Regions from separate parts of the Homo sapiens genome. Here all the other regions are linked to region 7. The links are chromatin contacts, found by Hi-C or POLR2A ChIA-PET in ENCODE. All regions are on one chromosome and are shown on one strand. The core of a region is the stretch at or near the end of the contact, and the rest is flanking DNA. Distances in the headings are between cores, read along the strand shown.

The links. A loop is a pair of places that touch in the nucleus more often than their neighbours do. ChIA-PET counts read pairs that join two places held with the same protein, here RNA polymerase II (POLR2A). Pooled maps may share reads with other maps.
Region 1: a loop to region 7 is called in a pooled map, with 5 times the contacts of the local background. The contact joins two enhancer-like sites. A Hi-C loop is called at or near these places in 6 of 168 maps with a recorded cell type or tissue (B cell, CD14-positive monocyte, PC-3 and 3 more), 3 of 37 single-sample maps with no recorded cell type and 13 of 50 pooled maps. POLR2A ChIA-PET finds 5 or more read pairs at or near these places in 2 of 52 experiments (BJ and activated CD8-positive, alpha-beta memory T cell).
Region 2: a loop to region 7 is called in a map of PC-9, with 4 times the contacts of the local background. The contact joins two enhancer-like sites. A Hi-C loop is called at or near these places in 1 of 168 maps with a recorded cell type or tissue (PC-9) and 6 of 50 pooled maps. POLR2A ChIA-PET finds 5 or more read pairs at or near these places in 2 of 52 experiments (MCF 10A and OCI-LY7).
Region 3: a loop to region 7 is called in a map of B cell, with 14 times the contacts of the local background. The contact joins the promoter of LINC01215 here to the enhancer-like site in region 7. A Hi-C loop is called at or near these places in 1 of 168 maps with a recorded cell type or tissue (B cell), 13 of 37 single-sample maps with no recorded cell type and 11 of 50 pooled maps. POLR2A ChIA-PET finds 5 or more read pairs at or near these places in 2 of 52 experiments (BJ and activated naive CD8-positive, alpha-beta T cell).
Region 4: a loop to region 7 is called in a pooled map, with 2.0 times the contacts of the local background. The contact joins two enhancer-like sites. A Hi-C loop is called at or near these places in 2 of 168 maps with a recorded cell type or tissue (CD4-positive, alpha-beta T cell and mammary epithelial cell), 1 of 37 single-sample maps with no recorded cell type and 3 of 50 pooled maps. POLR2A ChIA-PET finds 5 or more read pairs at or near these places in 1 of 52 experiments (OCI-LY7).
Region 5: a loop to region 7 is called in a map of PC-9, with 4 times the contacts of the local background. The contact joins two enhancer-like sites. A Hi-C loop is called at or near these places in 1 of 168 maps with a recorded cell type or tissue (PC-9) and 1 of 50 pooled maps. POLR2A ChIA-PET finds 5 or more read pairs at or near these places in 4 of 52 experiments (B cell, MCF 10A, OCI-LY7 and 1 more).
Region 6: a map of naive thymus-derived CD4-positive, alpha-beta T cell shows a loop between it and region 7 (3-fold over the local background). The contact joins two enhancer-like sites. A Hi-C loop is called at or near these places in 8 of 168 maps with a recorded cell type or tissue (B cell, CD4-positive, alpha-beta T cell, CD8-positive, alpha-beta T cell and 4 more), 5 of 37 single-sample maps with no recorded cell type and 11 of 50 pooled maps.

The regions. Positions count from the first base shown.
Region 1 is chr3:108,098,915-108,102,677 of GRCh38, forward strand. The region is part of intron 1 of LOC105374031 (a long non-coding RNA gene); the gene reads left to right. Among named protein-coding and RNA genes, the nearest start is that of CD47, 9.8 kb to the left of the region's middle. RefSeq lists a silencer at 1,302-1,371 and an enhancer at 2,452-2,521. Within about 2 kb of position 2,122, at least 4 of the 41 ENCODE cell types and tissues checked have a DNase peak (open chromatin) inside an H3K27ac peak, as active enhancers do; they include B cell, where a contact is called at or near this core.
Region 2 is chr3:107,985,797-107,989,503 of GRCh38, forward strand. No RefSeq gene overlaps it. Among named protein-coding and RNA genes, the nearest start is that of CD47, 100 kb to the right of the region's middle. Within about 2 kb of position 1,600, at least 23 of the 41 ENCODE cell types and tissues checked have a DNase peak (open chromatin) inside an H3K27ac peak, as active enhancers do.
Region 3 is chr3:108,123,814-108,127,734 of GRCh38, forward strand. LINC01215 (long intergenic non-protein coding RNA 1215) reads left to right here and starts at 1,251. Exons shown (of 2, transcript NR_110030.1): 1 at 1,251-1,329. RefSeq lists enhancers at 434-693, 488-988, 774-823, 894-1,033, 1,314-1,363 and 2 more.
Region 4 is chr3:108,020,404-108,024,283 of GRCh38, forward strand. No RefSeq gene overlaps it. Among named protein-coding and RNA genes, the nearest start is that of CD47, 69 kb to the right of the region's middle. Within about 2 kb of position 2,300, at least 3 of the 41 ENCODE cell types and tissues checked have a DNase peak (open chromatin) inside an H3K27ac peak, as active enhancers do.
Region 5 is chr3:108,003,914-108,007,928 of GRCh38, forward strand. No RefSeq gene overlaps it. Among named protein-coding and RNA genes, the nearest start is that of CD47, 85 kb to the right of the region's middle. RefSeq lists a silencer at 163-324. Within about 2 kb of position 2,423, at least 8 of the 41 ENCODE cell types and tissues checked have a DNase peak (open chromatin) inside an H3K27ac peak, as active enhancers do.
Region 6 is chr3:108,051,617-108,055,321 of GRCh38, forward strand. CD47 (CD47 molecule) reads right to left here. Exons shown (of 11, transcript NM_001777.4): 8 at 323-354. Among named protein-coding and RNA genes, the nearest start is that of CD47, 38 kb to the right of the region's middle. Within about 2 kb of position 1,640, at least 2 of the 41 ENCODE cell types and tissues checked have a DNase peak (open chromatin) inside an H3K27ac peak, as active enhancers do.
Region 7 is chr3:108,404,748-108,408,521 of GRCh38, forward strand. It overlaps MYH15 (myosin heavy chain 15), which reads right to left. Exons shown (of 41, transcript NM_014981.3): 32 at 3,533-3,657; 33 at 591-706. Among named protein-coding and RNA genes, the nearest start is that of MYH15, 100 kb to the right of the region's middle. RefSeq lists enhancers at 2,080-2,179, 2,240-2,299. Within about 2 kb of position 1,989, at least 3 of the 41 ENCODE cell types and tissues checked have a DNase peak (open chromatin) inside an H3K27ac peak, as active enhancers do; they include B cell, where a contact is called at or near this core.

The sequences.
Region 1 (3,763 bases), core at 872-3,371, 310 kb before region 7:
CTTTGGGAGGCTGAGGCAGGCAGATCACGAGGTCAAGAGATCGAGACCATCCTGGCCAACATGGTGAAACCCTGTCTCTACTAAAAATACACAAATTAGCTGGGCGTGGTGGTGCATGCCTGTAGTCCCAGCTACTCGGGAAGTACTGTAGTACTCAGCTACTGAGGCAGGAGAATCGCTTCAACCCGGGAGGCAGAGGTTGCAGTGAGCCGAGATGGCGCCACTGCACTCCAGCCCAGCGCTAGAGCGAGAGACTCCGTCTCAAAAAAAAAAAAAAAAAAAAAAAAATTCTGCTTATGATAACCACGTACATCTGGACCAAAGTTTCTAGGCCTAGCATGCAATTTTTTCTTTTTTCTTTCCTTCTGCCATGGCAATCAGCAATGCTCAGACAGCAGCTGCCCCCTCAGCCTGGGTCCTGGAGTGAGATGAGGCAGAGCAGAGCCCTAGCTGACCTGCAAAGGAAACATAACATAAATAGAAATAAATGTGTCATCTCTTCTGAAGTATGCTGTGTACGGTAGTTAATGACCACAGCCCATCCCTTCAGAGATAGTGCCAGCAGCCATAGTAACTCCCTAGTTCCTTCCTTTCACACAAACACCCTTGAATTGACCGAAACCATTCTACAGACTCATTGTTTCTTTTAATCCCAACCCCATTGGCAACATTTTACTGCACCGTAATTCCTCTCTGGGGCCAAGGTATAGAAAGAAGTAGATCTCCAAAGACTGCCTTTTGTATCCTTAGAGGGACAAGATTTGTAGGAAAAAGAAAATGAAGGCTAGAGCACATGGGTGTTCTCTGAAATGAGCTGCAGAGTAGCTGTCTGCATTTCAGACTGACAATTTCAAATGAATCCTCCACCAGAAGCCGCCAGGAATGTCTGCTGAGAAAACTGTTTTCTGCCTACACAGGGCTCTCTAGGTGCACCCTTCCCTGCCCTGCTATGACCACTTGTGCAAAACCACTTGAGAAACTGCACCTCATGAAGTTTGTTTATTGATGCTACTACGTGAGCCTCTCTGAGTCCATCTGCCAACCTTCTTTTCTCTAATACTGATCTCATTGCTATGGGTGTGGGCCAATGGACTCAAACTATCTTTAGGGGGGCCTTAAAAGCAAAATGGATAAACTAGGTTCAAACTGTCAGACAAGACAGACAGACATGTCTGGAATCATGAGAAAGATTGCCCGATTCCAGGCCCCGCCCACCTCACTAATCCATCTTGAACAGCCCCTGGGTTTGACCGCTCCCACACGCTAACTGCTGCTGCAGGAGCTGCAACTTCCCTCATCTCTTCCGCAACCACAAGCCCTGGGAACCGCAATGGTAGCAAGAAAGAAAAATGTTATATCAACACTGAACTTAGAGGGGTGGTTCTCAAAGGATGCTACTGGGGTTTACAGCATCTGCAGCACTGAGAAACTTGGAAATGCAAATTCTTGGGCCCAGCCCTAAACCTACTAAAGGAGACACACTGGAGTGGGGCCCAGCAATCTGTGTTTTATCGAGTGTTCCAGGTGATTCTGGGGCATGCTAAAGTTTGTGAGCCACTGACTTAGTGTCTGACCTCAGAAGACAAGTGGCCTGCCTGTCACATGATTTATCTTGGTAAAAGTATCACCAGTTCCTCTGTCACCTTTGCTTGGTCAGGAGGAATCCACCTGTAGTAGAGTGGAGAATCCCTGTGAACCCAAGTTGTATCCTGGCCTCCTGGGTGTTTTATATTAGCTTCAGGTCACAAGTGCCAGTCGGTGTTGTGCAGCACCCAGGAGACAGAAGCAAGTCAGCTACAAGTGAAGCCTCTCATGTGGACAGCAGGTTCTCTAACATCTCCTGTTAAAGCAGCACATATTCTACCTTTGTTCTGATAGAAACCAATGTGTACTTCAAAGTGGCTTGAGGATCTCTTTAATTCTATAGTTTTGGTGAGTTTAGAAATACTTTAAGAAACTGGTTTCACTGTAGTTTACAAAATGCCCTTTTTGTGTGTCCATCAAAGTACTTTGTGTCTGACATCTGTGCTAATCTCTTGTGAGTTTCCATTTACAAGATGCCATTTTGATAAAATGCAGAAAGTGTCCATATGGTTACACAATTGTGTCTCTCTGTCTGGAGAATGAAGGAAATGAAACTGGGGGATCCCCTAGAGGAACGACAGATCAATAACCATTTCACCAGGTGGCAAATTCAGTGGGTCCTATGAAGCAGTGTGTGCAGAGGGGAGAAATGAGTCATACTCTCTCATAATTCAAAAGAAAATGATATGTTCATTTGTGACAGCCACCTGGGCTAGACCACCTGGAGCTGTTTCTGGCACACTAAAGTAAAGAGCTCATCCTAACCTACCCTGTCCTCGAAAGTAGCATTCTCTACATAAGGCTTGCATAAGTGCTGCATTGGGCTCCTGATAGACAAATCAGTCAGACCTAACCGATGAACTCCACTTCTTCAGTAGTTTGGATAATTCTCTTAATTTTGTCTGATAGTACTGAATTGCCTGAGAAAACCCACTGGTTTCTTGCACAGTACAGTCTGTGAATCAGGATTATTTTTTGTGGTTTTTATGTGAAAAAGTTGTACTTTTTAATCTTTTCCTCCTCTCCACTTTCAGAGCTCTCAGTGTGGTTTGGAGTGTGGTATGGCCCCAGAAGGCCAATAGAATCCTGTGATTTGCGCTCTAATAATCTGTATCCTGCCTGCCTTTTTGGGGTCTATTAGTCCATTTTCACACTGCTATAAAGACATACCCAAGACTGGGTAATTTATAAAGAAAAGAGGTTTAATTAACTCGCAGTTCTGCATGGCTGGGGAGGCCTCAGGAAACTTACAATCATGGCAGAAAGGGTAGAGGCACATCTAACATGGCAGCAGGCGAGAGAGGCAAAAGTGAGTAGTGAAGAGGGAAGAGCCTCTTATAAAACCATCAAATCTTGTGAGAACTAACTCATTATCATGAGAAATCATGGAGAAACCACTCCCATGATCCAATCACCTCCCACCAGGTCTCTCCCTAGACATGTGGGGATTATGGGGATTACAAGATGAGATCTGGGTGGGACACAGCCAAACCCTATCAGGGTCTGAGCCTTATGCCTATCTGGCCTCATTTTTCTTCCAAGAAATGCTTTGTGCTAGTGGGACTGTAAGCTAGACAAAAAGGTATCAAAGTGCTAAGGGAAAGAATATATGTAAGTGGCATGCATATCACAAGTGACAGCTTTTTTCCATGGAAGTTAAGATGGTCTCAGTGTCCCTAATTGGCACCTGCATATCTGTGTGCATGCACACTCTGAGGGTGTCATACATGCCTGAACCCACCCTGCAGAGACAGAGTGGACAGCTGTCCATGGGCTGTGATTGGATTTTGCTTCAGGGACCTCTCGACAACTACCCCGGCTGGTCCAGGACAACTGCCTGCTGGAAATTCTCACAATCACTTATCTCTTTGGACTTAGGCATTGAAAGTTGTTTAAATGCAAATTATTTTCCACAAGGTAGAGACATTATCATTCATTAATATTTGGGCTTTAATGAGTCTATCAACTTAGAAGAGAATGCGCCAGGGTCCTCTTTTGGTAATGGGAGCCAAAAAGCCAAACAGATGTGTTTTAATAACGACAGGTCGAAGAGGAAAGAGTAAGTTCTGAAATGTTGTAGAAACTAAAGCCACAGACTTAAGGAATAGCATGATGACACCGGTGATATGGTAAGACACGAAATGAAAAAAGGGAAGTGGGAGAGTGGAAGATAAAATGC
Region 2 (3,707 bases), core at 350-2,849, 420 kb before region 7:
TCCCCTGACACAAATACTTCACCCACTTTCTCTGTATGTTGGAGTCCAAGGCTTGACAGACCCTTTTTATTAAATATTTCAGTTATTTTACTGAGTGTTCTCTACCATCATTTTAGGTGGTTTATAGAGGTGAACTTGCTACAACTTCCTACTTCATAATCATCACAATCCATATTAAAAAATATTTCCGCAGCTGTATTGCATGAGACACAGCTTACACATACTTTAAACACTAATATTTTTGGGTAGTTTAAATTGTGACACTCAGACAAATATAAAATGAATAAATGTTATTCATTTATTCATTTTATATTTATATTTATAAATAAGGTTTTATTTATTTGACTCTAGCTAATGAGGAAGCAGTAAGATGTTACAGCTGGTTCCAAGAAGAAGCACATATATATGCAGGAATGCTGAAATGAATAGGTGAAAAACTGATGAATATCCTCAGAGCAATAATCAATTGCATTTCAGCAGACACAATTCACTGCTTTCCTTTCTATGGATAAGAATATTTTGCATGATCAGTTTTCCATAACTTACAGAGTTGTAAAATAGCTCAGAGACAATGAAAGTTAGACATGACCCCTAGACAAGACACTCAGTGATCCTTTTTACCCATTTAAAAATCTTTCATATTTCTAATTGGAGTTTGTGCGCCCCTGCCTTTGCTGCAAGATTCTTTTCAGTGTAGCTATTTGCCATTAAGCAACGTGGACGCAAGCAAGGGAGTAAATAGTACCCAATGGAGAAGCTGCTCTCATGCAAAAGTTTATGGCCACACCCTCTTGATCACCAACTGGTCCCTAAGAGATTGGGAAGAAAAAACAGTAAGAGGCTGGCTTGCTTAAGTGAATTCCCTTAATGCCAGTGAAGTATCTGAGCAACCAATGGGATTCCAGATAACACAGGGAATAGAAGCCTAACTTGTCCCGTCAGATCATCCTGTTCCAAGAACCTCATTTTCATCAGGGTCAGAATCACTTTCGATGGAGTGAAGCTGTGAGGTCAGGTTGCCCTATTAGACTGAGCCAGAGGGTGACTACAGAGTGAAATCAACCAAATTCACACATTTTTTAAAATACACATTTTCTTACAACCTAAACAATTTAAATGTTTAAATCATTCCCATCAGCATCAGCTTCACTGGGATTGTTATTAATACATCTTCCAATTCTACTACTACCATTAAAATAACCTTCAAACAGGCCTGCCAATGCTCAGCTTAAATCATCTTTAAAAACGTATGTTTATAGAACTACCCAGAGTAATGTGTGGTCTCTGGAAACCATCAAGGGGAAGCGTTATGAAATTTTCTATTGTAAGCAGCAGACCAGCTCTCCAAGGGATTTCCCAGACTGCCCGATAAAATCAGGCCTCCTGGACAGGAGGTGAAGTCCTCACAAAGTACAATAGATACTTGTTTTGGCAACAATCCAGATACTCACCATTAATAGCTTCTTCTAAGTCAGTTTGATTATAGCTTGATTGGGAGAAAACACCCTCCCTGTCTACTTTGCCTACATGAAAGGCATGAAAGAGGTGGGGCAGAGGAGAGGCCTTCTATCATTCTCTAAGACCTAGAAATCTACTTTCACCGGAAGGCACAGACTTCACAGAAGAATTGAGCAAGAGCCAGCGTGGAAATATTGGACAGCTTCCCGGCAACTCTTGAGTCAGGTCATTATTGTGCAGTTTCATCACTTTGTTTGAAGGGAATTCCCAGGACTTCAGGCGTATTCAGGTTCATATGTTATGCAGAAATGCATTCCAAAATCAAAAATACGGTTACTGTGATTTGGGACTTTCTACCCCTATACTTCCTGCTATTCACTAATATAATTATGCATGTTTTATAATTAGAGTATGTTAGGATACACATTTGCATCTTGTATGTGGTTGGGAATACATTCTCAAATCTATTTGTGGGCCCAATAAGCCATGTGACCATGGCAAGTTTCCTCATGGCTCTGTATGTCAATGTACTCATCTGTGAGCTAGAGGCAGGGGTACCAGATGGTCTTTCAACTCCCTTTGACTCTACACATACATTTCCATCTACAAACTAAGTCTGAATTCCTTTAGAAAAGGTGTCAAGAGATTTGTGCCTGGCCAAGACCTTGGAGGATGATGGTGTTGCACTTCGTCTAGTTATTCAGGTAAAAGTAATGACTACTTATATATCTTTTTAGGGTCCCTCTGCTAGGGTTAAGCTTCATGAAGCAGACATGACATCTTTCTTGCTCAGCACTGTCTCCCCAGTGCCTAACACAGTGCCTGGCACATGCAAAGCCCTTGGTAATTATATGTTGAATGAATGAAGGTCACCAGGAGCCTGGATTCTTATCTGCTCAACCTAGGTGGTGAAGAAGCCTGGTGAGACTAGGATTGGGAAAGTTCCCCCAGCTGCTCTGACCTTAAAGGCAGAAGAAGACTCCAGACAATGGTGACCACCTTCTGGGGCCTCTTCTAGCAGCTGAGGCTGCAGGATCTGCAATGCCCAATCCCTAAACCTTCCTAGCCATGTCCTCACACTCCAGGACTGACAATATTAACACATCCCCTGCAGCTCTATGCTTGCCTGGGCTCTACCTGCAGAGATGCTGGGTGGGACAACGTATGTCAATGCTTAGGGGATTCCTACATGATTTTGATGCTGCCTCTCACCTCTGCACTTTGAACCAGGCCTGCCAGACCAACTCCAGTTCCACTCACAGTGCTCCACATGCATCGCTGCAGCCCTGGGCACTCTCCTGCCAATCCCGATGCAACTCTGGCAAGTCCAAATCACTGTAAGGATCACTGCAAGGATGCTCAAGACAAGGGAACAAGTGGGGCCTGGAACCGTGCCCAAATTCCCCTCACTAGCAGTGAGCCCTGCCTGGCATAAAGTTTTGCTCAGCAAAAGGAAAGGCAAACACGGAAGGGTGGGGTTAGAAAAAGCCATAATCCAGATGAGTCACTTTTAATACTTTGCATAAAGGCAGCCCTGCCAGAAGCATCTTTTTTTGGTTTTTCTTTTTTAAAAAATTCTAAATAGTTAAGTGTCCAATATATGCTGGTCAGTCAATACATTTTATATAAAAGTGCAGGATTTGAGCATTTATGTAAAGTGCAGAGCTTACTCTGTTTACCACTGCCATGTGTAAGCAGGGCTGGCCCATTCCCCCTTAGTTACACTTAAAATTTCCTCTTCCAGGCTCAACTCAGAGAAGGAGAAGCTGCAAGAAAGCTCTGCTTTCCCCTGCATCTTGGGGCAGCCCTGTTTGCCTCACAGACAGAGAAGAACCGAGCCCTATATGATATTTTCACCTAATACGAAGCTGAACTTTGGTAACAGTATTAAGCTTTACAATGTTCCTTATGGTCTCCACATTTTGTTTCACTCTTTTGAAATCTGTGATCTCCACTAGAGATCTCTAAATATAATATTCAGAATTTGGAATATCAGCAATTGGAGGTCACACTAGCATTGTGATTGAATTGGGGCTGGGTGGCAGAGAGAGAGTTCAGTTGTACTTGGGCAGGCTCTTTGCTTGTCTATAGGGCTTTAAAGTTTCCCAGGACTAAACCATTTGATTAGCATATGATTTTTCCGTAAACATTGTCCACAGATTATGATCAAAAGTAGTGTGCACTTAAACAAAGACCTGTTAGAATGAACACATTTTCTTTCTTTCCTTTGCTGAGTCTTTCCTTAGGCT
Region 3 (3,921 bases), core at 1-2,500, 280 kb before region 7:
ACACATTTAAAAAGGCACAATTAGAAGAATACCGCAAAAATAAAAAGAAAAATTCAGTTTGATCTGAGGGGGAAAAGAAAAAGCTGTTTTCATGAAAAACAGATTTTGAAGTACTTTTGTCATCAGCTTCCTTTCAATTCTTCTGGTTAATTTCATGAAGGCTGTGCGACCTTTCAACTTCCAAATGTTTGCAGGAGGGAAGGGTGGTAACGTGTGAGTGGAAAAACAATTAATTTTCAAGGTATGGGATTTTATAGTAGAGACTTCCTTAGCAGGATGGACCGTGACAGGGTGTTAGTGATGGAGACCTTAGGAGGAGAGGGCAGAAGATATGGGTTTGAGGTCCTGATGTACTCTGCCTGCTGTGTGATCTTGGACAAGTTCCGACCCCTCTCAGGGGTTCAACATCTTCCTACCTACATGAAGTGATGGGATCAAACACCTCTGTGGCCCTCTCTAGTCTATATGTTTGCATTTCTAACTGTAGAGCATGATAAAAAAATAAATCAGAAGTCAGTGATCTTTAGGTTACTAGTCAGGATGAAACTCAAAAGATCTATTTTTAAAATTATGAGTATTGGGTGTGGTGAAAATATTCATATTTGGGGTCAGAGAGTTTTTCTAATAGAATCAATTCTAGAGCATTCAGACTTGCTCTCACCCCAAAGAGGAAGTGAATGAAAGCTCTTCTTTCTCCTCTGCTGCTTTCTTTGTCCATGGGAGTATGCAAATTTTTCTGGCAACACAGAAGACTGAACACAGGAAGCCTGAACCCCGTGAAGCCATAAGGCTTAGCATGGGTGTGGAGGGTGATCAACCCCTCATCTGTCATTCAGAACTCCATGCTGCAACACAGAGGGGAAAAAAAACCTTCTGCTCCCTGTTTCAACCTCAAGGGCAGAGAACACAGGCCGAGTTGCTGTTCTTGTCTCACAATCTGGAGGCCAGAAGTCTGAAATCAAGGTGTCGGCAGGATTGGCTCCTTCTGGGAGCTGCGAGGGAAGTATCTGTTCCAGGCCTCTCTCCTTGGCTTACAGATGGCTGTTGATATGGTTTGGCTGTGTCCTCACCCAAACCCCATCTTGAATTGTAGTTCCCATAATCTCCACGTGTCATGGAAGGGACCCGGGGGAGGTAATTGAATCATGGGGGCAGTTACCTTCACGCTGTTCTCGTGAAAGTGAGTGAGTTCTCAGGAGATCTGATAAGGGGACTTTCCTCATTTTACTCACTCAGTTCTCTTCCTGCCACCACTTGAAGAAGGACGTGTTTGCTTCCCCTTCTGCCGTGATTCTAAGTTTCCTGAGGCCTCCCCAGCCATGCTGAACTGTGAGTTAATTAAACCTCTTGCCTTTATAAATTACCCAGTCTTGGGTATGTCCTTATAGCAGCATGAGAATGGAAATACAGCCATCTTCTCCATGTGTCTCTTTACATTGTCTTCCCTCTGTAAGCGTTCGTTTCTGTTATAAGACACTAGTCTTATTGGATTAGAGACTGTAATGACCTCATTTAAATTTGATTACCTCAGTAAACACACTATCTCCAAATAAGGTCACATTCTGAAATATTCAGGGTTAGGACTCCAGTAATATCTTTTTGTGGGGAGACACACTTCAATCCATAACATACTATAAGAGAAGGGAGCGCTTACCACTGTCCATTACCTGGAACCAGTTCAGACAACCATCATCTTTCTACATGCGATGGAGAAAACAGTTCACCTGGGCATTTTTGCTATGACAGGAGGAAACGTCAATATCAAACCATTGGAGAAGGTAGCTGAGTCATTCATTTGTGGCAGCAACCATCTTTCCTTCCCGCACCCCCTGGCTAGGCTGCTCCATGTTGGGAGGTGGTGTGTTCAGTACAGCCACAGTGAGCTAAGTGAGGGCTTCAGCTGCAGGCTGGAGTGACCCAGGGAGGAACTGCCGCCTATCAAAAGGAAACACCTGCCACAGAAGGTTCACTGAAGCCTGAGAAAATAAACGTCAAGAGCTCTGGGCTGTGCCACCACCAGTCTCCACCACTATTCTGAGGCAGAATGCACCTATTGGCTCACAATGCTGTGAAAGAAAACAAGAAAGTCGTGATGGTGAGCGCTGCCCTGCAGAGATAATGAGCCACTAGAGTAGTTCTGAGGCAGGAGCCAGAGGAGCTGTGACACAGAGGCAGTCAGGGAGTGGGACTGGGGTCACAGGAGGGGCTGGACCCAGTGGTCTAGTGCCTCATCTCATTCCAGATATGTGACCTAAGATCTGCATGTGTGTGCCTGTGCATGTGTGTGCCTATGTGTATGTGGATATGTGGCAACATATATGTGCATGCATGTAAGTGAGTACACATGCATGTGCATGTGGTGGGGTGTGGGTGACTGGATAGAGGGAGCATGGGGAAAGGGAGGGAAAAGAGGGTTAAAACCGTGACAGGATAATAAGCATCTGAAATACTTAACTACAACAAAATGTTCTGAGGCTTTGTACAGCCTTATTTTCCAAACTGCAGGTTGTGGCTCAGCAGTCAGCTGGGAAATCAATTTACCCATGCAGAGATTCTTAACCTGGGTCTGTGGACACTGCCCTTTCCCCACAAGAGGCCCAAGGATAGAATTGTATTTCAATATCATTGATTTCCTTTGTAAGCCTAAGAGTTTTGCTTTATGCATTTAAAAACACTACAAGAAAGGATCCATAGGCTTCATCACATGGGGTAGAAATGGCACGTGCACACATGCATACACACACACACATACACACAAACAGATACACACACACACACAAACACATATACACACACACACAAGGTTAAAAATCTCTAGGTCAAAACCAGCATTTTAAAAAGTTATTAAGATAACTAGATTATAAAGAAATTAAAAAATTTGAGCTATGCATGTAATGAGGGTACTGTTTTGTGAAACTGGTTTTAGATATACAAATACTTGTGTATATAAAATATACATATGTATATGTGTGTACATATTTATGCACACACATTTATTTATTTGTTTATTTTGTGATGGAGTCTCGTTCTGTCACCCAGGCTGGAGTGCAGTGGCATGATCTCAGCTCACTGCAACCTGTCTCCCGGGTTCAAGCAATTCTCCTGCCTCAGCCTCCTAAGTAGCTGGAACTACAGGCATGCCACCATACCCAGCTAATTTTTGTATTTTTAGTAGAGACGGGGTTTCACCATGTTGGCCAGGATGGTCTCGATCTCCTGACCTTGTGATCTGCCCGCCTCAGCCTCCCAAAGTGCTGGGATTACAGGTGTGAGCCACCCTGCCTGGCCATTTATTTTTAACTGTAGGGCATAGGGCAAAAAATTGATAGCTAGTGTTCAATAGCCTACTGGACATTAGGGTAAAAGATTTTTTTAAAAAATTTTTAAAAATTATGAGTGAGGAATGTAGTGGGCCATTTGTGTTTCAGAGTGGAGGGCTCTGCTATTAGGCAGACATTTGACTTTTCACTCGGCACATCCACATTCCAGCCAGTCTCCCAGTGAATGGTGATAAGCTGGCCCTGATCATGCCTGTATGGCTACACCCCTCTCTGCCTTGTTGAGGCCTGAGTTAATTTGAAGTGTTGCAGAGACATGTGTTGATTCCTGTGGCTACAAGGCTCCCGGAAGTGTCAGAGGCAGAGGTATTGTTTCCTGGGAGGGGTGTCTTCCTGTGTACCGCTGGTGTACCACTGGTGTATGCCTGCCCAGAAGTTTGTTCTTTCACACCCACAGGGCCACCTGAAGAAACAGAGATAGGGTCTCCCACGGAATGGGGCAGCAAAAGAAGTAAAGCAAAAGTGAAGAAAAGAGAAATAGGGGGCAGCAAGTGTTCAGGAAAAGGGGGGTCAGATAGGAGAGAGAAGCAAAGAGAAAAATCAAAGTGTATAAAGCAAGTGGCGGGACTCGCTGAGCTGTAGG
Region 4 (3,880 bases), core at 1,050-3,549, 380 kb before region 7:
CAGGGCTTAGAGGCCAGTCTGCTGCAAATGTGGAGTCATAGAGCCGTTGAAAGAGTTTCCAAATAGGAGGAGAAATAGGAGTTGAGGTTATTAAAGTGGTATTTGTTTCTTCAAAAAAATATTTAAGGCACAAAGAAAAGGTGACACCAGGAATGAGAAGCCAACTCAAGATACTGTGACAGTTGCCCAGGTGTATGACAGGGTGGGACTTGGAGTAAGGTAGTGATAAGGTTAGAAACCTATATGACTTGTTGGTTTATTAATTGGTCTCTTTAAAGAGAGAGAAATCTCAACTCGTGTGTTAGGAGGCTGAGGGACACCTAGAAATCGGGACATTTGGGAGTTGAGATTGAATGTGTTGAGTTGTGGTAATGTCAGGACATTCAAATAGAAATGTCCAGCTGTTTGTTAGAGATGGATCATTGCTACCCTGTCACTGCCACAGCAGTGTCCTGTCACAGTCTGTCCTGATGGGCTGTCTCTCCATTTCTCCTGGGAAGACAGCCTCCTGTTAACTCCACGAAGGCATTCTCTGTCTTATCTTCAATGTGACCTTTCCCTCAATTTATAATAGTGGCTCCTGAATCTTTTGTTGTGTTAGGATCCATTCTCCACTCTCTAGTCATTGAAAAAGAGGTAAAAGGGGAGGTCAGGGCAGCGTCCATTTATCTATTTGTTCAGCAGATATTTATTGAGTACTTACTTTGTCCCAGATACTATGATAATCATTGGGCATCTAAGAGTCAGTAAAACCAACTTGGCCCCCTTCAAGATGGGGCAGATAGATGGCAAACGAGGGTGAAAAGTGCAAGAAAGGAAAGTGCAGGATACTTAGAGCATAAAACAAGGAAGCCAAATAACTCTGTCGGGGGGGCTCTTCACTCTGCAGGTGCCTGCAAAGGAAGCAGAATTTAAGTGGAGCCCTGTGGAGTTATTCAGGGCAGGGCTGCAGGGTGGCACAACTCCAGGGGGCGCCTCTTACATCATATTCTGTCAATGGGCCCCTGGAGATGTGCAAGAAAATGGCCCAGAATGAGGGCTGGGAAATAAGGTGGGGCATGGGGCAGGGTTGGACTTTTTTGGCCAGAGGAGAATCTTGGGGAACTCATTGCAGCTCAGGTCTTACAGAGACCTCTAAGCTAATCAGAGTTGATACCAACTCATGCTAACTAAACTCATAAGGCATTAATAAATATAAATCTGCATAGCTGTTTGTGAATTTTCATGAGAAATTAGAGTATATCTGTCATGCAGACCAGAGATTGACAGCTTTGAGGTGCTGACTCATACTAACTAAACTCCCAACACATGAATATATGCAAGCCAGCATGCTGGCTTGTTAATTTTCTATGAGAAACAGAGTCTATCTGTCAAGTAGACCAGAGATTGACAGCCCATCCCCTCCTGTGTGAGGGGCTCCCTGGGAAGCCCAATTATCCCAGGGTTTCGTTGCGAGCCTGAAATCAGAGGAAAGAGCAGTTATTACACCACCTGAAGATTTACAGACCTCAGGTTCTGTGTCTGATGTATTCGCCGCCTGCTGGGGACAGGCTCAGGGGGCTTGTCGGGGAAAGGGGCAATGTGGGGTCTCTGCCCATGGGAACCTCTTTGTGCCTCTCTGTGCCAAAGCTCATTCACTCTCCTGATTCTCATACTCTTGAGACAGAGTAGGAACAAGGCTTGGCTTTGTTACTGGTGGTGAATCTGACTGCTCTGCAGCAAACTCGATCCTTGCCTCCTCAGAGGAAAGAATTTGGCCAAGGGGCAGAAGTAGGTTTAAGGCAGAGGGAGAGACTGAGGCAAGTTTTATAGTAGGAGTGCAAGTTTATTAAAGAGTTTGAGGGCAGGAACCAAAGGAAGTAAAGTACACTTGGAAGAGGGCCAAGTGGGTAACTTGAGGGGTCCAAGTTCCATGTTTGGCCCTGACTTGGGGTTTCATACATTGACATGGTTCCAGGGTTTTCATTTCTCCTCCCTTGATTTTTCCCTTGGGTTGGGCTGTCTGCCTATGCAGAGGCCTGTCAGCACTTGGGAGGTGCCGCACCTGCAGTGTGTTTACTGACATGCCCACTCGAAGTGTTTTTTCCCTTAGCAGCTGAGCATTCCTAGAGGAAGATCATAGACCAGTTAAATTCTGCCATTGTGCCTCTTAGTGCACATGCTTGAGCCCACTTGACCAACTTGTGAGATCTTAGCAGGAAGCTGCTGATTGTGAGCATCAGGTATTTTCTATCGGGAGACTGTCTTTTCCTGGCACCAACTGCCTGACCATCACCTGGTGATCACCTGACATTCCTTGGGGTGGGGGCCTCTCCTGCCCTGCTCATGTCTGCCTACCTACCTAGTCTAACAGCTTCAGGTCATTTCCACTAGAGCATTCTTTCATGCATTCCCACTGATCACAAGCCCTACACCATTACCTCACTGACATCATTAGGTTTAACCCTGCCTTTTACTTAAAGATGTCTAGGACTGGCCTTAGGAAATCCAGATATACAAACCAAGGTTGTGTAATGTTTCACCTCAGAAAGGAATGCTGAACAACTTATTTACAGCCTTGTTGCTACTGGTCAGACCATTGGGAGGCCCATTACTCAAGATAACCTCTGAAACCAAATATGCTGACCTGTATACCCTACCCCTCAGTGCTTTGCCCTTCCAAGTACAGCCTGCATACTCTATTCCTGATGTCAATTCCTGTGTTTTGCCTAATAAAAAAGCCCAATCATCTTGGAGAGCCAAAGAATTTTCTCTCCTGTGCTGCCACCCTTATGTCCAGACACAAACTCCAATGAAGTCTTGTCTGAGAAAACTCTTTTGGCTTCATGTCAATTAGTGCACTGAGAGCCCAAAAACCCTCAGTAACACTCTTCTTTTCAATGTGTGAATGCTAACTGGAGCCTGGGATTAGCCTATTGACCACACAACTTTATAAAATCAATGTTTGTGTTGATTTTAAGAATTTAAAATTAACAGGGGCAACTCATTGTTCAGGTTCTTGGTGGCACCTTCCTGCTGTCCTCAGTCCTACCCAGACTTACAAGCTAATTTGGTATCATGGATTGTCAGTAACAGCTTTATGGTTTTAGGGAATGCTGAATGCAAATCTGCCTGTAACCAGGTAAAACACAGGGTAGCTTTGGCCATTGTGTAAGTCATTTTGCTAGGATTAGAACTCACACCTACAGACTTCCTGCCCCACTCTGCTGGTGCTGTGAAGGCCTGACTAAACACTACCCTACTACTGTGGGGGCAGGTGCCTAGGCTCTGGCCTGATCTTCACTGTTCCCTCCTCAATCTGGATACTCAGTGTGGTCGCAGAATAACAGCCCCCTAAAGACCTCCACATCTTAATATGAACCTTACATGGCAAAAGGATCTTGCAGATGTCATTAGATTAATCATGTCTTGAGATGGGGAGATGATTGTGGATTATTTGGACCCAATGTAATCTCAAGCATCCTTATAAGGGAAAGAAGGAGTTAGAAGAATGAAAGAATGATATGTGAGGGTGGATATAGAGGTCAGAGGTTTGAAGATGCTATTCTGCTGGCTCTGAAGATGGAAGAAGGGGCCGTGAGCCAAGGAACGTGGCAGCCTCTAGAAGCTGGAAAAGGCAAGGATATAGATTTTCCTCTAGGGCCTCCAGAAGAGACACAGCCCTTCTGATGTCTTGATTTTAGGACTTCTGACATACAGAACTGCCAGATAATGAATTTGCATTGTTTTTACCCCCCTCTCAACAATCGGAAACAGATACAGTTGGCTTCTCCTGTCTTCAGGACTTACCTAGCAATGTTCACCTTGCTCTTGAGAGCCCCGTACCTCCATACACATGACAGTCTGTTGGTGGGAGACAAGTCACCAGAGTTTGTGCAGG
Region 5 (4,015 bases), core at 1,173-3,672, 400 kb before region 7:
TAAATTATTTTTTTAAAACACCGTTGAATAATAGCTTCCATTTGCAGGCATTTTCACATATATTTTTATTTGATCCTGGAAACAAACCAGTGAAGCAGTTGGCTGGATCTCACTGATACAAGAGCGGGGCGGTCAGGGAAGAGAAAGGCGGGTCCCTGGCTAGGGCTCCACCCTTGGGCCTGTGCCCGTGGACCTAGGTGAAGACAGGTACTCCTGCTTTCGTGCCCAAATGTTGCATTTTCCAAGACCACCCTGGCCCGCTACATCCCCATCACGTGCCTATAAAAACCCTGAGACCCCAGCGGGCAGACACACAAGCAGCTGGATGTGGAGAGAAACAAACGCAGCGGCAGAAGAAGGCACAAGTGGCTGGACGTCAAGAGGGGCGCGGCTGCGTAAGAGCACACAGACAGACACACACAGATGCAGGCAGGCCGGCAGGCCATCCACCGGCAGAATGAGCCAGAATTTGGACGGTGCGGTCAGAGAAGACCCCAGGCCGCTGAGCAGCGTGACTCCAGGGGAAAAACCACCTTTTTACTCCATCTCCTTTCTGGCTCCCGCATCTGCTGAGAGCTACTTCCACTCAGTAAAACCTTGCAGTCATTCTCCAAGCCCACGTGTGAGCCGATTCTTCCCATACACCAGGGCAAGAAAGCCTGGGATACAGAAAGCCTTCTGTCCTTGTGATAAGGCAGGGGGTCTAATTGAGTTGATAAACATAAGCGGCCTACGGACGGCTATGCTAAAAGAGCACCCTGTAACACATGCCCACTGGGGCCTCAGGAGCTGTGAGCATTGAGCCCCAGACCCTGCCGTGGGATCGGAGCCCCACAACTTGCCCGACTGTCTTCTTCCCCTAGGGGTTTTGAGCAGCGGGGCACCAAAGAAGCAACCGCACCCCCATCACATGCCCTGCGAGGGGGATAAGGGAACTCTTCCCATTTCATTACTAACCTCATTTTACAGATTAAGAAACTGTGGTTATATGATTTGTACCACAAATCACAAGTCACCAGCCTGTGTGTGGCAGAGCTGAGGCCCCAGTGCAGGAATTCCGGTTACACAGGCAGCTTGCTTTCTGCTCCTGGACTTGTCTTCTTGTTCCCTTTTTTTCTTTCTCTTTTCATTTTCTCTTTGCCCCCCAGACTCAGTTTCCTACCATGCAATCTTCCTCTCTATTCTAATTCTTTCTGCTATCATCCTATACTGGCTTCATTACTTACTAACTGTGTGACCTTGGGCACATTTCTTTTTTTCTTTCTTTCTTTTTTTTTTTTTTTTTTTTTTTTTTTTTTTTTTTTGTGACGGAATCTCGCTCTGTTGCCCAGGCTGGAGTGCAGTGGCGCGATCTCGGCTCACTGCAAGCTCTGCCTCCCGGGTTCACGCCATTCTCCTGCCTCAGCCTCCCGAGTAGCTGGGACTGCAGGCGCCCAATACCACGCCAGGCTAATTTTTTGTATTTTTAGTAGAGACGGGGTTTCACCGTGTTAGACAGGATGGTCTCGATCTCCTGACCTCATGATCCACCCTTCTCGGCCTCCCAAAGTGCTGGGATTACAGACGTGAGCCACCGCGCCCAGGATCTTGGGCACATTTCTTAACTTCACTGAGCTTCAGTCTCCTCATCTTAAAACAGGAATAATGCTGGCTTCTTCATAGGGTTGTGGTGGAGGTTTAATAAGATTATATACAGAAGGCCTGGTGCAGTGGCTCCTGTCTCTAATCTCAGCACTTTGGGAGGCTGAGGGGAGCAGATCGCTTGAGCTCAGCAGTTTGAGACCAGCCTCAGCAACATGGCAAAGCCCCGTTTCTACAAAAAATACAAAAATAGGTGAGGTATGGTGATGCACACCTGCAGTCCCAGCTATTCAAAAGGCTGAGACGGGAGGATGGCTTGAGTCCAGGAGGTAGAGGTTGCAGTGAACCGAGATTGTGCCACTGCACTCCAGCCTGGACAATAGAGCCAGACCTTGGCTCAAAAAAATATATATATATATATTTTTTACGTATATAGAGAGATAAAAAGAATAAGATAGAAATGAGAGAGAGAAAGAGACAGAATAATTAATAGTCTCTGGCACTTGGTTAACAGTGCGCAGAAATTTTCTTCCTCCAGTTTTTTAATAGCATGGACTCGTGGCTACGACTATGCTTTTGCCCTTCATTCACCTGTGTCGTCCTTATCATAGAACTGTTGGATTTGATTTATCAGGAGACCCTGGTTGTGCCTCTGTGACTATGAGCCGTGGCCAAATCAGAGAAGCCTGATAGATGTGGTCGGAGTGATTAATAGCAACCTGTCTCCAGAGATAAAAGAGTGGCGAGTGAGACGCATTGCCCTGACTCCACTTCTAATTCTGTGTTGTTATATGCGGCTGTTTGGCCAAGCGGAGGCACCACACCCACAGCACCGTATCTGGCTGCAAGCCCTGGATTTCCTGGGTCACCAAGATAAGATTCTTTCAGTGGAAAAGAAAATGATCTGGGGCAGTGGTATTTACCCAGAGCAGGGTGTGAGCACAGGGTGCATGTGCAGCTGCACTTCCATCCCTGACTGATTTCATCACTGGACAAAGTGTAAGCTGGAGAAGGCACAGGAAAGGCGTGTTGGTGCAGGTTTCACCCCTGTTCCTGCAATGCCATTATCTGGTGCTCTCCCAGTGAGAAATTCATCAGTAGGACAGGATGCCCAGGAATGTGAGATCTGAGTCCAGGGAAGTGGTGTCTGTTTTTAGACACTGTAGTTGCTAAGCTTCACCGTCTTCTGCAAATAAAACAGCATTACTTTGCAAAGCCAGGTACTTTCCTACTTCTGTTCCGCAGATATCTAAATGCCCTAGCATAAGAAGGATTAAACAGAAAAAAATCTCCGGATATATCATTGTGACTTACTAATGTTAGGATTTTCTTCCCCCAGCAACATGTCTTCAACATTGTCAGAGCATTTACTGATTGCAGTCAAGGGAAAAAGCAATGGTGACTATATCTTCTTTCTCAAGCCAGTTCCTAAATTCTTAAACAGAGCTTCTGGGACTGTCATCTGTCAGGAAAGGGGAAATTGAGGTCCTGGTCTGCTGGGCCGCTGGCCCTGATCTGAGCCTAGCAGTGGAATTGGAGAAAACACCACAGTTCCTATTTGAAATTATACAGTTGGATGATGTTTCTCTTGGCTTCAACTATAAAAGCTGGTGCCCAGAGCCAATTTTTGGCAAAACTGAGAAGTATGAAGGTTTTTTCCTTCGAACATTCCCAGCATCCTTCTTTAGCACTTTTTATCTTGATCCTCCTCCAACTTCCCCAAGACTTGTTTCTTCCTTTACCTCATCCACATGTGAACAGCAAAGGCTCAGAAACATATTGTCTCTATCTGTAAGTGGTTGATAAAATCTAGAGCAGTGCTTCACAACTGGAATGTAGGTATGAACCTCCTACTTTTTTTTGTTTGTTTTTGTTATTTGTTTTTTTGAGATGGAGTCTTGCTCTGTCACCCAGGCTGGAGTGCAGTGGCATGATCTTGGCTCACTGCAAGCTCTGCCTCTCAGGTTCAAGCTATTCTCCAGCCTCAGCCTCCCAAGTAGCTGGGACTACAGGCGCATGCCACCATGCCCAGCTAATGTTTTTTTGTTTTGTTTTGCATTTTTCATAGAGACGGGGTTTCACCATGTTGGTCAGGTTGGTCTTGAACTGGTGACCTCAAGTGATCAACCCGCCTCGGCCTCCCAACATGCTGGGATTACAGGCATGAGTCACTGTGTCTAGCCCCTACATTTTTAAAATGCAAGTTCAGATCCAGGGGTTCTGGAGTGGGGTCTGACTGAAGGTCTGCCTTTCTAACCAGCTCCCAAGTGATGCTGATGTTGCTGGTTTGTGGACAACACTTTGAGTAGCAAAGCTTTAAACCAATCCTAAGGGGAAAAAATGGGAATGAGGAAAGGTCCCTCTGTGGTTTAGGGAAATGTGTGTGTGTGTGTGTGTGTGTGTGTGTGTGGTGTGACTTTTTATCCTAGTGACT
Region 6 (3,705 bases), core at 390-2,889, 350 kb before region 7:
CCAACAGGTGAGGTGATATATTGGAATCAGCTTCCTTCTGATTGCAGAGATAATATAGCCATTATTCCTACTTTCCAGTTTTGGGTGTGAGAAGTCAGTACAATCTTAAGAAATCATTTATTCCATCCCATTGACACTAAAATGACCAAACACAGGTTTTAAAATAGAACTGGACCCATTCATGCAAAGGTCATGCAATGACTTCAACATTCTCTTAATTTGACGTGAGACAAAACAGATAGCAAAATATCTCAATTACCAAGTTCCTCAGTCTAATCCCTCAAATGATCATTCACAATTCATTTAATAAACTTTAACTTACCCTAGGAGGTTGTATAGTCTTCTGATTGGAAGCTGATATAAATAACAAATAAGAATATAAATTTAATAAATGAAATAAACTAAGGCATTTGGTAATGTTTAATTTTAAGATAAAATGTTCAGGGCTAAAACTAAAGGTGCCAGAGATGTTAATGAAAGAGTTCCAGCTCTGACAGTCTATTCAAACATGCTGAATATTCTTGATTATATACACTGATTTGAAAAATGAAGCAAATAACCCATCTACATCAAATAGTAAACACATTCTCTCATTTGTTTATGCCATCTTTCCCCCAAATCAGCCACTTGTTACACTGGCTGGTGGGAAAATGCTGTCACCAACATACCCCCACCATGGGTGCTCCATCCTCCCTCCTCTATCTACCCAGAGTGTAGACAGAATGTGCCAGAATTTGTCCCCACTACTCCATCTCCCTTAGCTCACTGCTCCTGTGTCTTACAAGCTCAGTCTCTTTCTCCACATCACTCCCTGGGTCTTTCCAGTTTCAAAGCTCCAAAGAGCTAACAAACTAAAGAAAATACTCAGATAGCTCTGAGTATTCCTCTATCTATTTCTTCTTAGCTTTCTGAGTTGCCTTTTTCACTGCTTCCAAATGGATTCATTAATGAAGTTGAAGGAATACAGTACATGAGCAAAGTGACGAAAGGGAAAAAGAATACCCTAGTTGGGGAGGGAAGAAGAGATAGCTTCCTTATAAAAAAAACAAATGAGAAGGCTGGCCGTGGTGGCTCATGCCTGTAATCCCAGCACTTTGGGAGGCCAAGGCAAATAGATTGCTTGAGCTCAGGCATTCAAGACCAGCCTGGGCAACATGATGCAACCCTGTCTCTACCAAAAATACAAAAATTAGCTGGCGTGGTGGTGCATGCCTGTGGTGCATGCCTGTAGTCCCAGCTACGTGGAAGGCTGAGGTGGGAGGATCTCCCTCGTCCTGGGAGGCAGAGGCTGCAGCGAGCTGGGGTCGTGCCACTGCACTCCAGCCTGGGCGACAGAGCGAGACTCCATCTCAAAAAATAAAAAAACCCAAAAAAACAAATAAATACAGAATAAGAATCCTACAGATGGAAAAGCGTTGAACAGAAACATGCCATGAACCACTCAGCAGGAGGGGGATCCTACTGAACAGAGAGGCCCATTCCGCTGGGACCTGGGCTGGATGACAGCACTGGATTTTCTCATCAGCAGATGGAGGCACGCCTCCAGGACTGCTCTGTGTTCCTTACTATTTATTTACCACCACTGCACACTCGAATTCTGTCAAGCTTCCAAAGCTGGCAGGGAAAAGGGTGGGTCCTGACCCAAGGAAAGCCAATCTGTGAGCCAGCCAAAAGCTGGTGAGTCTTTCTCAAACAGGAAAAATGGCAACAGACTGGACTGACAAGTTTCTCCCTGCCACTGGACTCTAAGAAGAAACAGAAAAAAACCCAGAAAGTTGGTGATGGGAAGGGAAAGTGAAAAAGAAACAGAAAGGAGACAAGGATGAGTCCAAAGCTGTAGGTAAGAAAAGTTGTCTGTGAGAAGGCATGAATAGGATAAAAAACAGTGGCATAAACAAGAGGGTGAGCTAGCTGGCTAATAGGCAAAGAATCAAAGACAGAGGAACTCAGGAACTATAACTGACAGGGGCATCACCTTACTCTTGCTGCTGAGAGGGCAACACGATGCTTCAGTTCTTTGATATGGAATGGATCCTTCCAATTCCTAGACTACATACTGTCCCACCCCTGTGAGGCCCAGTTATGTATCTGAGCTCATAGGAGTCCAGTTTCTGTTAGTGCCATGGGCGGCTTTAAATAGGCCTCCCTTACTGTGGAGGAACCTGGGGGAGTGACTTGGTCCTTGTATCCAAACAAGAAGCCAACCTCTTTTTAAAGTAGAACAGGGTAAAATGGGTTGGGATGCACTACATTTAGCAGCCTCCCCAATAAACTAAGCAGAAATACAGAGCTTTATTTGGGAACATCAGGATAGTTACATGTATATACAACTGACTTCAATGAAACCATGCCTTATATCTATGTTCTACAAAGAAAAAGAGAACTAAACAACTATCTAAATTTCTGATGGTAATATGGAAGTTCAGAGATAAGGTTTTAGAGTTACATTTTTGAGCTCATAAATGTATTTATCAGAATAAACACTGCCAGGTGTAGTGGCACATGCCTGTAGTCCCAGCTACTTGGGAGGCTGAGGTGGGAGCATTGCTTGAGCCCAGGAGCTCGAGGCCAGCCTGGTCAACATAATGAGACCCTGTCTCTAAAAACAAAACAAAACAAAATAGAATATTGCTAACCGCCAAGTAACTCCTTTTCTTCCCTAATAATGTAGAAAGAATACTTTCTAGTTCTAAATCTCCGATCCAAGGGATGTCACAGTTGGCTGGCCCATTCTGAAAAAAAAAGATTTATGAAGAATGGTACTTCAAAGGGACATCAGTCAGTTGTGATCCCTCTAAATATTATAAAACCAAACAGTGTACAAGTTAATTTCACCTGAGTTAATTCTCTCCAATATGGATATAACCCATGTGACAAAAGAATTATTACGATTTCTGCTGCTACCATGAGCCTAAGACATTGACAGCCATATATATATATTTTTTAACCACAAGCCTTAAGCATTCCATATGAGCATACTTGCAATGCTTCTTGATTTGTTCTTCTCTCCCTGAAACATCTGACTCCATGCCATAAATACATTTCCAGGGTTTAAATTTTTCAGAAACATTTTTTCTATTGATACCAAATTTACCTCTCCTTAAATTGAACAAGAAAATATCTGAATTTGTATCTATACATAGATATAAATTCTACGTATATATTCTGCATCTGCATCATTCTAAAATATCTGGGATGTTGTGGTAAATATGGTACTTACTGCTACCAGATTGATTTGTATCAAAACACTATATGCCCTTATATTGAACTAACTGGTAATGGCTTTAAAAATGAGAAAGTATTGATCCTTATAATTATATAAACGTTCTCTACAAACAACAAGCCCAACTTTAGTGAGTTTGGTTAGGTTCTTGTAATCTTTTCTATGCTTTCACATTAAGTTATTGTGCCCAGTCCTTTTTCTCATCTTATAAAATTAAAATGCTTCCAATAAAAGAAAAAAAATACAACACAGTTTAAAAAGTTAAAAAATAGAAAGTGAAAGTCACTTTCACAGAAAGTTGTAGAAAGTGAAAGGCCTACTCTTTAAAATAGCAAATTAAGGCTACAAATTTAAAGTTGGAAATAATAAAAATTATAAAAGTTAAAAATCTCATAGCGACATTAACTTCTTCTTGAAGAGAAAGCTTGGATTTTTAACTATTTGAGGATTTTATTGCATTTAAATCAAAACACAATCATTAG
Region 7 (3,774 bases), core at 739-3,238:
TCAAACAAATGGCTACAGGTACAGGCAGGGGGTATGTGAAAACTTCACTCTGGTCTGAAAGTACAGCACTGAATTTTTTAATTTTTTAATTTTTTTCTCCATGGCTCAGCATTTTCAGTCAATTTCTTAATGCCCAAGAACGTGGCATTATAGGGACACGCAGACAGTATGCACAGTCCTTATACATATAATCATTTATTTGGTGTTGTCTTGAGTCTCACATGACAGTAGAAGCTCCTCAAATATAAGAAAATTATAAAATCTGGCAATAATCGTATATAGATAGCTAGTAAGCTCACCACTATTGATATAAAGGAATATCTGTACACAATTGTGTATAAAGGGATATCTAATTGTGTATAAAGGAATATCTATACACAATTGTGTATAAAAGGATATCTAATTGTGTATAAAGGAATATCTATACACGATTATAGATATTGTATATAAAAGAAAATAATATAGAGTTACACTAAGTTTCTTTGGTAATGCTCCAACAGGGGCCATAAAAGCAGCCAGACATAATGAGCTCTGTTTAGTCAAGGATTCAGAAATACATAATTGTTACACATCAAAATCATCTTAAATACCTAAAATTTTCTATTTCTTCATCTTTCTCTGAAAGCTTTCTTTCAAGTTCTGCTTTAGCTTCCAAGAGTTCAAGCTGGAAATGAAGAATCTTGCTTTCATTACGTTCCAGGGCTCCCTGGAATACATAAATAAAAAGCATTAAATGAAGTCCACTTTTAGACAAAATTGTATTTTTTACCCAAAACATATGTCGCTAATGTAGCTCTCTTAGAGTTACTGGGAGAGATATAGGTTCAAGCCAGGTCCCTAGAGATTGCAACACAGTGAGACAAGCAACTGCTTTCATTTGTCATTTCACTTATAGATTTGACATTCTTAGGTCTTTCAGCTGTAGCTCCAGAACTAGAATTTTAAAGCCTATTTTAAAATAGAAAATTTCACTCTTGTCTGTGACTATATTTAAACTTTTTAATGTATTACCCTTGACTTTTTCTAACATATTCCAACTTTGGGATAAATTTTAAAAAGTATCAGAGCTAGAACAAGGAAGGTGATAACTCCTACCTGGAATCTTCTATTAAATTCTGGACATCACGAGGGGATAGAGGAAAAGTTGGATGTATTCAGAGAACAAACAACAGGGTAGTGTCCAAATATTGTCATATGAAGAACAAATAAAGGAATTTACAATGTACCTGACATGTAACACTCAGTGTGAGCCATTAACACCATAATTGGTACCACTACTGCAAATGAATTTCTTTGACAGGCAGAAGATTCCTTGCCCCTTTGTGTATTCAAATATAGTTAAGGCAATTATTTGCAGGGATGTTATAAAGGCAATTCAATTCTAAAAGCATAGGTTTGGCTAAATCTTTAAAACCCGTCCTGAAGCTAAAAATGTATATAAAAGAAGAAATCCAAAAAACACTTACAGAATACCAAGGATATAAGGGCATAAGGGGTGATGCAATTTTGTGGTCAGTTAGCTACAGGCAGTCCTAAGGGCAGAAGTAATTTTTTCATAGCCTCTTTTGAGGCGTGCTTAGCAGATATGACAAAATGTAAAAAAGTAAAACTGAGTTGCAATTTTAAAATAAAAATAAAAAGATGATGGGAATTTTAATAAGACCTCCCTTGATGTTATCTTGATACTACCTTCAATATAAAAGAAAATAAAATTGCTAACGCACACTCAAAAACAAATGCTTGGATAACAATTTCCTCAGAGGGAATAGTGTAGTAGTTCCTTCAAGAGGAAACTGTCACCTCTAACCCTCTAAAATGCACTGAGAAAGTGAATCTTTAGGGAACATGACCTGGGATAATGTGAGTTTTATGGCTTTAAAAAAATCTGATAAAGTTTCTCATAAAGGCTCACCCAGGAAAATAAATAACGCAATGTTACAAATACATGTCCAAGTTGATGAAGTATTTATGGATGTGGCTGAGGACAGAAGTGGAGAAAATGCGAATAGAATGTGTTGCCATCTAGTGGTACTAAGTGGTTTGAGCATTATGGCCTTCCTGTCATTCTCACCCTTGACCCACGTGATGATCGACTGAATACACAAAGATGCCTCTGTGTTATACAGGACATAAATGGCCCGTGCCAGTTGTATTTTTCATTGGCTTGTCATAGTACTTGAAATTTCTATCATAAAATTTACTTCTTTCAGTTAAGGTGGTGGCTTCAAAAAGTCCCTTGCCAGGATAGCCAGAGAACCAAAGGGAACGAGTAAACAAAACAAAGTTCACCAACTGTGTAAGGACCAGCTGTGCTACAGGGCACCACACTGCCAACGAAAAGGAGTCTGTATAAAGTTAGATAGCCTCAGGAAACATTTATGTATAACAGGGTGAGAGCTGCTGCCTGACAACTCTATACAGAGGGTAATATGGACACATTTGCTTGGAAGTTTCTTCTGGAATCACAACGGTGAGGTAAATTTAACAGACAATGCTTGGCACAGAGTGGTCCTTTGGGGTCTTGTTTTCCATCGCCATACCTTCCAAGAGACCCCTGCCTAACACTGACTGCCACACCTTTCAAAAATCTTTTTTCTTTTTCTACTGGTGGGAGGATCAGGGCTGTATTTTAATGTGTCTGAATACTTGTTCAAAGGCTGAGTCAGGAAGATGAAGTTCAGCTCTGAGAAGAGGCTGCACAGGGCTTCTTAACCACCTAAGAATCATGATAAGATGACTTCCTTGTTAGTTTACCTTCTTTGGCGAAATGTCTTCTTAGAGGTCCTTTCAATTGCTAATGCACACCCAGAGATACAGCCAGAGACTTTTCCTGAACTGTGAATCCATAACACTGAAAACCCTCCTGTCAATCTGCACAAAGATGAGCTTTCAGAAACAAATGTTTGACAACATCACTTTGAATCTTATTTCTGAAACTACCGAAAGTTTTTGGGGAAAAAAAATTGAAAAGCTTTTGTGACTGACTCTTTAAAGAGGGGGCAGCTATGAGAATATTTATTCATTCAACATTTGACAAATATTTACTGAGCCTCTACTACATGCCAGGCAATGTTCTAGGCCAGTGCTTCTCAAATATTAATGTGCATATGAACCACCAAGGGATCTTGTTAAAATGCAGATCCTGATTCAACAGAGATGGGCAGAGGGCTGAGATTCTGAATTTCTAACAGCCTCCCAAGCGATGTCCATGGGCCACATGTTGAGTAGTGAGGGTCTGGGCACTGGGGATAAACTGGTGAACAAGATAGATAGTTCCTGTTTTTACTACAATCAGGAGATTTGCATTCACTGTTGTGTATCCTGCTCTCTGAGTCTCAATTTCCTCTTTTATAAAATGGGGACAGTAGTTTCCTACGGTGATTATATTAAAATTATGCATTTGGCAGAGTGCCTAGCATATAGTAAATAAACATTTGAATACGTGTCCTTTTGTTGGTGCTGCTGTTATTGCTGAATGCAGATCTTCTGCCTTGTCACAGTGAAAACTTTCTTTTCTCCCTGGTGATAATACCTCTGTTTCTTCCAGTGTCACCTGGACTTCTGTCTTCTCTTCTTCAATTAGTTTCTTGACCTTTTCCATTTCAGTTAAGTTCTTGGTCCCTTCTCTAACCTGGTTTGTCAGATTAGAAATCTCTTCTGGAGACAGAGGTAAGAAAAACAAAGTTAGTGAATGGGCTCAGTCTCAAACCAATGATACCAGGCACAACAGATTCTTCCAGCCCACTGGAACAGTGACCTCATGCCACCCTTGGT